Regions from separate parts of the Homo sapiens genome. Here region 2 is linked to region 1. A link is a loop called in an ENCODE intact Hi-C map of the cell type or tissue named here. Cell type or tissue: psoas muscle. All regions are shown on one strand. Each heading gives the region's core, and the rest is flanking DNA. Links, peaks and the distances in the headings are about the cores only.

Region 1 (5,383 bases), core at 291-5,290:
CCTCCCCAGCCCACCCAGATTTTAATGCAAACTCCAAATATGGTTTCATTTCACCCATAAATAATTCTGCATGTATCACGCGGGAACATTGAAGAATATTTTAAGAACAACAAATTAACATGATCCAATATTGTGTCAGTGTTTAAAGGTTGATGTGTGTATAATTTTTGCTTCAGTTTGCTTGAATCAGGATCTTAATAAAGTTCATATATTACAACTAGTGGGTATTTGGCATAAGTCTCTTTTGATCCGTAGGTTTCCTTTCATTGGAGGTTTAAAGTAAGGGAATGTCATGATTTGTGACATTTTTTTAAACACCACTGTAGCTGTGTGTGGAGACCAGGGAGCAGGGGGCACGTGGACTGAGCAGGAGCCCGTAGGAGGCCATTGCAGTGGTCCAGGCTGGGGGTGAAGGGGGTCTGGGACCACAGGAGAAGGAAGGAATTGGAATGAATATAGGACTTGTTTGTTGACCATCTCATGTTCTAGTTAAAGCATACTGGGCTTATTTTTCAGGTCTACCAAACTGAGTTAGAGTATGAATGTATACATATGTAAATAATAGACAACAACATAGGAATCAAATCTGTGAAATTAATACACACATAGAAATGTAAGTATATTAGAGATAAAAATATGTACGCAGCATGCTTAGATAGCAATGAAGGAATATAGAAAAAGAGAGTTTCAAAAGTTACAAAAAATTATGCAGTTTGTTCATATGATCCCACACTCCCTGAAATAAGGTTAATCAAGTTTCCCAATTTTGATTTCCTCTCTAAATTGATGACTTCCCTTGAGATTTTCACGAATTATTTTAAAGCCAAGGTGTAGCCTAGTAGAAATTAATTATTTATCCCCAAGAGACAATAGAGCACATGGCATTACAAATAAGTTCTGTTGCTGAAGAAAACTTAAGAGATTAACTGGGAATGAATGAGAGACACAAAATACTGCTTCTCAGCAACGTGCCCCGTGTTCGCCCAGGGGCTCCGGGCACACCGCGCAGACTCCCCAGAGTATCTGGACCAGCACCGCCTGCTGCCCTGCGGCGAGATCTGCCCCAGCGAGTCAAGAGCGAGCCTGTTCTTTTCACTCTAACGGTTTCGCATCTGCTCTGGCCAAAATGTTTTTTCTGCCTTTCTTTCATCTGCACTGTGTTGCCTAGCTTTCCCGCAGAGGCCCCAGTGTCACTCTGAGAACGATCACTCTCTCATTGTGTTTTGTGTTCCTTTTACCCATGGGCAGCTTTCTTTTTACACTCAGTGTCCCTATGAATGGAGCGTTTTGCAGCACCTGGAAGCCTCACTCAGAGAGTCGGCCTCTGCGTTCACACAGTCCAGGGGTGGGGGATGACTGACGCAGATCACCCCGATGAGCCTCAAGTTGGCTTTTTATGTCTGGCTGTTATTCAGAGCTTTAAAAATGGGGAAGGGGAAATGAGAGGGAAAGAGGAAGAACAAAACAAAAATGACAGGAAAATGGCAGAACTTCCATTCGTCATTACCGTTATTTAGCATGAAATGTCAACCAAGTCTGAAGGGCTTTTGGGTGCATGAATAAACAGGCCAGCAAGTAGTTATTTTTATTCTATATGTACATCTTGTGCTCCACACTCAACAGTGACGTCAGCCTTCTTGCTTCACATCAGCTGTCCTTGCTCACGGTGTTCTCAAGGGTGTGAACTCGGCTGAAGATAAGGGTTTGTGACTGCCGTTCCTGTCATGCTGAGCTCGCTTACAGCATGTCCCCTGGCTCAGCAGCTCCACATAGGACCGATGCAGCTCGCAGCTACATTTTCAAGTGTGTTGATGCACATTCCCTTGGGTGTGGACTTTGGATTAGTGTCATTGTCACAGGCGCTAGACAAACACAACATCCATCCTCGTGCTAAGCTGTTTGTCTTGTTTTGCACTCCTTTGAGGAGTTTCCAGGCTCTGTCTACACAGTGCCAAATATCTAGATCAGAGTTGAAAAATGTAATTTAAAACCCCAGTGTTTGTGTTGCATGGAAAAAGCCCAGAGTTTTTTATATTTGGATAAATTAGAGAGAGAGAAAACCTTTGCCCTCAATTCTATCAGAATGGTATACTTGAAGTTGCTGAAAATATGCTGAGTTGAATCAAACGGTTATTGATACGATCCATTGCACTCCCCAGTATAATGTGTAGATCAATAACTCAACACAGATTCTGTTCTTCATGGTCTTCTCTATAGTGTTGCTTCAAATAGCATGACCTTTTATATTCTCAGGATAAATTTTCTATAAACTTAAAGCATCACCATTTCCTATAGACAAAGTAGGGTAATTAATAATTATTATTCTGAATGATAAGCATTTTGCTGATGTGCCAGCCACCGAGCTGAGCTTTTAAGGAGTTCGTTCACTTAATCCCTTCAATGAGCATATGGTATCTCCGTTAAATATATGAGGCATCTGAGACTCAGAAAGTTCAAATAACTTGTCCAAAGTCACTCAGCTGAATTATCAAAGCATGACTCACACACAGCCTATATTCTTACATCATACTGCCTTCTGGAAAAGTTGGACTCACTTTAGTCCAAGTAGTCCTGGTTCTATTTTATGATCATTAAAGCTGTGTGCGTTTGCAACCCCCAGTCCCACCTCCCCGTGTGTGGTGTGTGTGAGTATGTGATGGATAATTATTGTTTGGTTAGGCTCATTTCCTTTTGTTTAATTTCCAACTGCTATGCGTAATAGCATTTCCTTATTCTAGAGGGAAGCAGAAACTCGGAAAGAACGCGAGGACAGCTCATTTGCAGTGCTTCCTGTTGAGGGAGCAGGAAGTGTGCAGGAGTTGTGAGGAAGTCTGCCAGAAAGAGATTCCTAGAGTTGAAAGTGGGGAACCATCAGGCCCAGCGTGGGGTCCAAAGCTGAGCTTAGAAGCCCATAGGAAATAGATGCCTAAACTTCCAAGTTTCCCTTCCTACAATTCTATCAACAGAGACTCTGCAAATATGTGACAGGCTGAATTCTAGAAGAACCTGTGCTTATAAAAGCCTCAGAGCCTAACCATACCATGCAACAGCACAAGGCCAGCCCAGAGGCCTGCAGGTACAGAGAAACCAGCAGAAGGGGGCAAGAGTGAGTCAAAGGAACTCACCACGGTTTCTAGACTCCCGGAGTGTCGCCCATGGAGACTTTTCTCTTTACAGTAAAGTAATTGAGAACAAGGGACCAGATGTCAGTTTGATTAGAGAAAGAGAGGTAGGGCAGAATGATATAGGACATTATCCAAGTAAAGTAGAAAATAAAAGTTTATGCAGGATATGAAACAGCAAGAGATCTATAAAGGAAGCTAAAATCCAACTTGCAGGAATTTGTGTTAGTGAGTGAACAGTAAGTGTCAGTTATTTGAAGATCATCCTCGTGAATGCCTGCCTAATGAATACAGGGCTGGAAGACATTCCCTCAGGGCCTCCTTGACTAGAACGTAACTGGAGGTTTCCATACTGACCAGCACGGACCAACTCAGAGTAGAGCAGACCAGGACCCACCATGCTAGAGCGTTCATCAGTGACCCCTTTCTCCTATGCATCTGCCCTGCTTTGCTTGTGTTCATTTGCATATCCACACACACAACAAATATTCATTGACCACCAGCTCTGTGCCAGGCACTGAGGTTGATGAGGATGTGTTGGTGGATAAAACACATGGCTTCTGGAGCTGACCATCCTGCAGAAGGATTTCAGCCCACTTTCTAAAATCTAAAACAAGAAAACAAAACAGCAGCAACAGGCCGGGCGCGGTGGCTCATGCCTGTAATCCCAGCACTTTGGGAGGCTGAGGCGGGCGGATTAGGAGGTCAGGAGATCGAGACCATCCTGGCTAACATGGTGAAACCCCGACTCTGCTAAAAATACAAAAAATTAGCCGGGCGTGGTGGTGGGCGCCTGCAGTCCCAGCTACTCGGGAAGCTGAGGCAGGAGAATGGCATGAACCCAAGAGGCAGAGCTTGCAGTGAGCCACGATCATACCACTGCACTCTAGCCTGGGTGACAGAGCGAGACTCCGTCTCAAGAAAAAAAAAAAAAAAGGAGAAAGTTGGAGAATGCTATGTGAGCCTGAAGACAGTCATCTGCAAGCCAGAGAGAGGGGCCTGGAGCCAGTCCTTCTTCACAACCCTGCTGACACCTTGATTTCTTCAGTTCTAGCCTCCATGACTGTGAAAAAAAAAAACAAAAAAACAAAAAAAAAAAACGCAACAACAGAAACTCCAGCCTCCCTGGATTCCAAAATCCCCTCTAATTAATATGATATTGCTTGGCTACTGATATGGTTTGGCTGTTTCCCCACACAAATCTCGTCTTGAATTGTAGTTCCTGTAATTCCCATATATCGTGGGAGGGACCAGGCGGAGACAATTAAAATATGGGGGCAGTTTCCCCATCCTGTTCTCATGATAGTGAGTCAGATCTCACAAGAGCTGATGGTTTTATAAGGGGCTTCCCCCTTTGCTGGGCACTCATTCTTCTCTTCCCTGCCACCATGTGAAGAAGGATGTGTTTGCTTCCCCTTCTACCATGATCATAAGTTTCCTGAGGCTTCCTCAGCTGGGCTAAACTGTGAGTCAATTAAACCTCTTTTCTTTATAAATTACCCCGTCTTGGGTATGTCTTTATTAGCAGCGTGAGAACAGACTAATACAGCTACCCTTCTCAAAAGTGTTGCTTTTGAGAAGGAACACTTCTCAAAAGAGTCATTTATGCTTTCTGGGTCCAGTTATTACCGTTTACCAACTTCCTGCCTCTCTGAACCTGACCCTCAGGATCTGCCTTTGTGACAAGATCACCCATGACAGCCAAGGCCTTCAAGTGATCCTTTCCAGGCCTGCACTTATTTGGTCCCTCTAGAACATTTTGCACTGTTGCCCACTCTTTTATTCTTTGGATGCCTTCTTCCCTGGTTTTCCTGAACACCATGATCTCCTGGTTGTCCTCCTACTTTTTTCTCACCTTCATCAACAGGATTTGCTTTCACCATCTATTTATTTCTTTCTGGGGAGGAGGGAGAACATTTTTTTTTTTTGCTTTCCTGGAGGGTTTCATCTGAACCTTTTCTTTTCTTGCTTTTGGAGATGTATACACACTTTTGGCTTTAATTACTCTTTATTTGCTCATGGCTGCTATTTTTCTATGCAGAGCTTCAGCTCAGTATGTCTAAACGCCTACTAGAATTCCCCATTAGAAATACCACCAGCATCTCACACTTGGCAGGCTGAAAACCAAACTCATGATGTCCTCCACTCTGCTGTGTCCATCTCCCTGCATGGCATCATCACCCACCTATTTATCTCCTGGTGAGCCAGAGTCATCCTCAAGCCTTCCCCCTCCTTCACTCCCACATCCAATAAACTATCAA
Region 2 (5,383 bases), core at 217-5,216, 76 kb after region 1:
CCCTCCCCTCGTCCCCAGGATGGAGCAGTGTTTGCTTTGCAGCTGTGTAGGACTTTAAGGAGATGTTTGCTGTCCTCTTGAGCTCTTGAGCTCAGATGTTTGATCTCTCCAAAAATGGGGGTGTCCTTCCATGAGGAAAGAAGGCTGCTTGTCTCAGTAAATGACACATCACCACCATAGTCACGTGTTAGAAACTGCAGTATGAGAATCGGGGTCTTCAAAATAGGAGAGAATAATTTACGGACAGGAATGACAAGATAGTGAAATAATTCAGATCGGCTATGCTTTTCCCTGTACTTATAAATATCATATGCCGTATTTTCATGTAATAAAAACCCCAGAACATAGAACTAAAACTAAAATACAAGCCCATTTCATTAGGGCATATTAAATCCAATTCAACAGACATTTATTAGACGAAGCATTATTGAGCGTCTATTATATGTTTCTATTCAACTTGTTTATTACTAATATATTCCCTGATTTAATATTTCTTTTGCCTTGTATTATAAGTGTTCACACTATTGAACTCTTCTTAATTTGCCTTCTTTCCCAGTCACAATTAAAAGGATTTTATGAATTGAGTGTTTCTCCACAATGAACTGGGATTTAGCTACTTCACCGATATTTGCTTCATCAAATATGCAGGCAACCAACCACATACTTTCTCGAAAGGTTAACATCTGTTGTAAGTAGAGATGCTTCTCCCAAATCTCTATTGACCAAACTCCTGCACATTCATCCCAGATGGCTTCTGGTCACAGACTAACATGGTAGAAAATTTAGTGAGATACACTGTTCTCATCCACCCATCCACCCATGCATTCATTTGACCAATATTGATTGAATGCCGATTCATAGGACAAGCTCCCTGCTGGGGACTGCGTCTGACCTGCACAGAGATGAAAGTTGTGTTTCTGGAAGGGTGCACAGTGTTGTAGAAAGGGGGATTTCATGGGGTTCTAGGTAAGTCTGGCAGTCCCACACAGGGAGGATAGATGGAGTGAAGTTGTAGAGAATGTATCAGCCTGGTGTTCACATGGAGGTTTTTATCACAGCCTCCAGAACTTACGGAAGTTGCTTAAATCCTTCAGGTCCTTTGTTGCCTTATGGATAATAATAGCACCTTCATAGCATTGACGTGAAAAGGAATAAAATAATGCAAATGAAGCCCACAGTACCAGGCATGTAAGTGCTCAATAAATGTTTGCTACTACTCTTCTGTCCAGATTTTTCAGCTGAGGATTTGATATTTTTTAAGAACCAGTACTGGAATGACAACTGCCAGGCTTCCGTCAGCTGCCACTGTTCATAGTAAGCACACACAGGGTTCTCCTCTGCTACTGCACCGATTAAAAATAGATTTTAATTCCCCACAGGACAAAACGAAATCTGTGCACCTGTGCTTCCCATTTCTCTAGGTAAATCCTGTCAGCTTCCTGACAATATGCTCTTCGAACAAGTTCTAGTTCCTACCCAGGCTCGCCGTGTCTGCAAAGATGAAAAGAATTCAGGAATCATTCCCCCTGGAGGAGAGAACCTTGCTCATTAGACAGGAGTTGTGAATTAACTTTTACTACAATTGTCATAAACCTACTTTATTAGTTCTAAGAAATCAGTTGCAATTAAAACTATAAAAATTCTCCAAAGAATCAGAAGAGAGGCTGCCTGGTATCAAAGCTTCACCCAGTGGAAACTCTTTGGGGAGCTCGGGGGCATGGGGAGCACTGGCTCAGCCCCAGGGGCACTGCAGATCCACCTCATGCTTGGACACTGGGCTCTTTATTCTAAAACTAGAATGTCCTTGGTACTTCTGGGCATTTTATGTCCTGTGCTTATATCTCTCTCCTGTGAATTCTGAGTGTGTTTTCTTCATTTACAGAGACCATTTAAAAATCTTAACATGTAATGGTTTTGTCAGCCTCAGCCTAATGATTAGTGGAATGGGGAAATATTTCAACGATATTTCTATGGTTCATTAGGAACCAAATATTCCAGACTCTCAGACTAGATTCCAAATGCCCTAAGAAGGAATCAAGTCATTTTCAGCCTTCCACCGCACAGACATATGCATATCACCTGCGAATGAATACACAGTAATAAAAGAATGAACAAAAGAATGCATGGCAAATTTGTGCTCCGGCTCCGAGAAACTTGCAGTCAGGATTGGGAGATGGATCTTGGCCATGGTGCACTGTGGCGTCCACTGCTCTCCAGGCAAAATATGACCTCATGCGGATTCCCATGCAGGCTCTGAACAGCAGGCGCCCTGAAGGGCGAGTCTGAGGAGCTGGAGGGAAGCAGATGAGGCACGAGCGTTTGGTCATGGCTGGCCCTAGATCGCAGGCTGCATGCGGGAATAGAGGAGAAAGGCTGAACCTTCTAGACCAAAAGGTACCCTCTTCCCTCCCGTGGCCTGTTTCCTTCATAGCCCCATAACGCAGCACAAATGTAGGTATTCTCCAAAATTCCATTCTCCTCTTCCTCCTTCTTTTCCTCCTCCGTTCTCTCAGAAATCCCTTCTACTCCGACATATTCAACTTCCAACATAATGTCACAATGAACAACACAAGTTCTAGTGTCAGACGGCTCTGCAGCTCTCACCTGTGTAACCACAGGCAAGTCATCTGAAATCTCTGCCTCCATTTCCTCGCCTTGAAAACAGGAGTAATAATAGAACCTCCTTACAAGAGATTGTTGCAAATATAAAGGAATCGGTACACACAGGGTGCTAAGAATAGTGCCTACATAAGTATTAGACATTTTAAAAATTACTACTGTTATTTCTGAAAGATGAGTCTCAAATTCTCATCTATAAATTCCACCTTCTCATCTATAAATTCGCATCTATAAATCCCACACTTCTGCTCCTGCCATAGCCCTGAAGAGGAGTCCAATGTGACCTACTCTGACGCCCTTCTCTGCTCCCCCAGTTCCTCCCACACATCCACGTACTGTAGAAATCAGCAGTTTTTTACATTCCATGAAAATAAGCTACTCATCCCCTCCCCTCCTGGCAGAGGCAGGAACCAGAAACCACGCCCCCACAGAAATCAGCGTAAACACTTTGTTTCTTAACCCCCATCCAGGCCGATGTCTCCTCCCCTCACCATATGTGTGTGTGTGGTGGGGGGGGAGTGCACGTGTGTTTGTGTGTGTGCATGTGTGTGTGTGTTTGTGTGCATGTGTGTGCATTTGTGTGTGTGCATGTTTGTGTGTTTGTGCATTTGTGTGTGCATGTGTGTTTGTGTGGGGGGAGTGGGGGGTGCACGTGTATTTGTGTGTGTGCGTGTGTGTGCATGTGCGTGCATGTGTGTGTGTGCATGTGTGTTTATGTTTGTGCATTTGTGTGTGCGTGTGTGTATTTGTGTGTGCATGCACGTGTTTGTGAGCGTTTGTGTGTTTGTGTGCATGTGTTTGTGTGTGTGCATTTGTGCCTGCGTGTGTGTGTGTGTGTGTGCATGTACTGTGTGTGTTCTCCCTCTCCTTGCCAAGCAGCAAAGCAAATTCTTTGTGAGTTCCTCCTGGTCCTTGAGCTGCCCCAGGAGTCCCAAGTCCCCTTAATACCATGACTCTTCCTAACACCATGAGCTCCTTATGAGGAATTCTGGGATTATGGTAAAAAAAATTCTTCATTTTGTGGAACAGTGTATCTCCTTCTACCACTCTGGGGCTAGTTACAACTTTCCCCGCCTAGATACCAGCATAACATAGCTACGTTGTGACAGGACTGGCTCACACAGCACAAAGTTACTAACTGATACAGAACTCTCCCAAGGCTCTGAGCTGCTCCATTTGTTGTCGGCTCTGTCTGCAATACCTCTTTCCTTCCTCATATCCTGGTCAATTTCTATTTGTTCTACCATCTTACCTCCTTTGGTTGTGAGGCTATTCCAGAGCTTCTCTAGAGAAAACTCTACTACTCTCTGGACCACAACATACTGCTGCCCAGGTTGTTCACTGCACAATTCTGGCAGGTGTCATTACCATAGCCATTCACACTGGAATCTACGTGTATAAAACGCTCTGGGTGTGACGTATTCATCAGCATCAGCCTCTGTGGCCTGATGCTCTTTCTTTTGTCCTTCCTCAGCAAAGCGCACTCCTGTTTTTCTGTTAACTTCTTTTCTGCTTGCCTCACTCCTGCTGAACTTGGTGCCTCTGAGGAGCAGGGGGCATGCTTTCAGTGGGTCCAGGCGAACACCTAGCCGTGTTCCAAGCACAAGAGGCTCCTGGTAAATGCTGTATAAATGAGCGAGCTGAGTGTTTTAATTCCAATGCATATTAATTCTCACCATATTGCTAACTGGATGCAGATGAAAATAAAGTGTGCAATAAAAAAAAGAAAGAAAGAAAGTCTCCTAACCATGGCGCATGACCCTGATGAAACGCTCGGTTCCCGTGGGCTTAGCCTCCTGCGTGGACAGAGCTCGGTGTCCAAGGTAGAGCAGGCAGATCAATCACCTGCCAAAAAGGAGACGTGCTGTGCTTTGGGAGAAGGTGTTGGCGTTGCTGCCCTTTACCCTGGAAAAGGTCAAAGACGTCTCTCGGTGGAGGCAGTGTTAAGAATGAATGCTCTGGACTTTTGTTTGCAAAGGAGAAGCTGCCGCGCAGCCGGGGCCAGGCCCCACGTACCTCTGGTGCCGCAGGTACCCCTGCTCCCGCCCCAGCTGGGGGTTAGCGAGTGCCCTGCCCAGCTGAGACACATCCGTACCCTTGAATATGAGCCCTCATATTCGCAATACACTTCAGGTTAACCACATGAAGATGAATCCAGGTTCCCCTCAATGCTTCCAAATGGCAACTCCTCACGTATGACAGCGGAACGCGCCAGGCAGGCCCCGAAAAGCTGCAGCCACCGCCAAGAAGATCCCGCGTGCCAGGCCTGCGCGCCAGCCATTCTCTTGTTCTGACCATATTTTGGTTCATATTCCTTCTGAAAACAAGATCCCTGCCTCCTGGCTTCGTCCTTCGTTGGGATTCTCGCAGGTGCTGCCGTTCAGAGGCCTAGAGGGAGGGGAGGGCTGTGCGCAGCGCTAAGCCCAGGGACACCGCGCCCTCTCAGGTGTCTACTTTCCAAGGAGGATGACTCCACTTTTCCAAGCCCACCCCAGAGAATTCCTTTCCATTGTAAAGGGAAAGGGGCGGACGGCTTCAGCATGTTCACTACAGTCGAAAACACGGAGGCAAGGAGAGGAGGGTGACAGGCGTTCCGTGGAGGCGAAAAGAAACAGAATTCCGAGATTCTTATTTGCAGAAAGTCTTGCTAACAAACCAAAAGCCAGAGTTTTAAGATCACTCATGGAAATACCTCCCAGGATGTCGTCTCTGATTAAGGATGTGTGAGGGTTATTGAGTTTTGAATTAGATGCACTTTAATAAA

What was found. Hi-C counts contacts between places; a loop is a spot of excess contacts. Peaks named below come from ENCODE experiments on the same cell type or tissue, not always from the same donor. Only the 100,000 strongest peaks of a DNase experiment are listed, where the experiment ranks them.
Region 2: it touches region 1 in a loop (2.0-fold over the local background); 2 of 110 quality-filtered maps call a loop at or near these places.

What each region holds. Positions count from the first base shown.
Region 1 is chr6:164,095,434-164,100,816 of GRCh38, reverse strand. No RefSeq gene overlaps it. Among named protein-coding and RNA genes, the nearest start is that of QKI, 680 kb to the right of the region's middle. In psoas muscle, for the core only: a CTCF peak has its summit at 3,075; a DNase peak (open chromatin) is centred at 1,746; H3K4me3 peaks cover 854 bases; H3K27ac peaks cover 2,847 bases.
Region 2 is chr6:164,019,683-164,025,065 of GRCh38, reverse strand. The region is part of intron 4 of LOC105378102 (a long non-coding RNA gene); the gene reads right to left. Among named protein-coding and RNA genes, the nearest start is that of QKI, 610 kb to the right of the region's middle. In psoas muscle, for the core only: no CTCF peak of the experiment used is centred there; a DNase peak (open chromatin) is centred at 2,235; H3K4me3 peaks cover 1,310 bases; H3K27ac peaks cover 1,226 bases.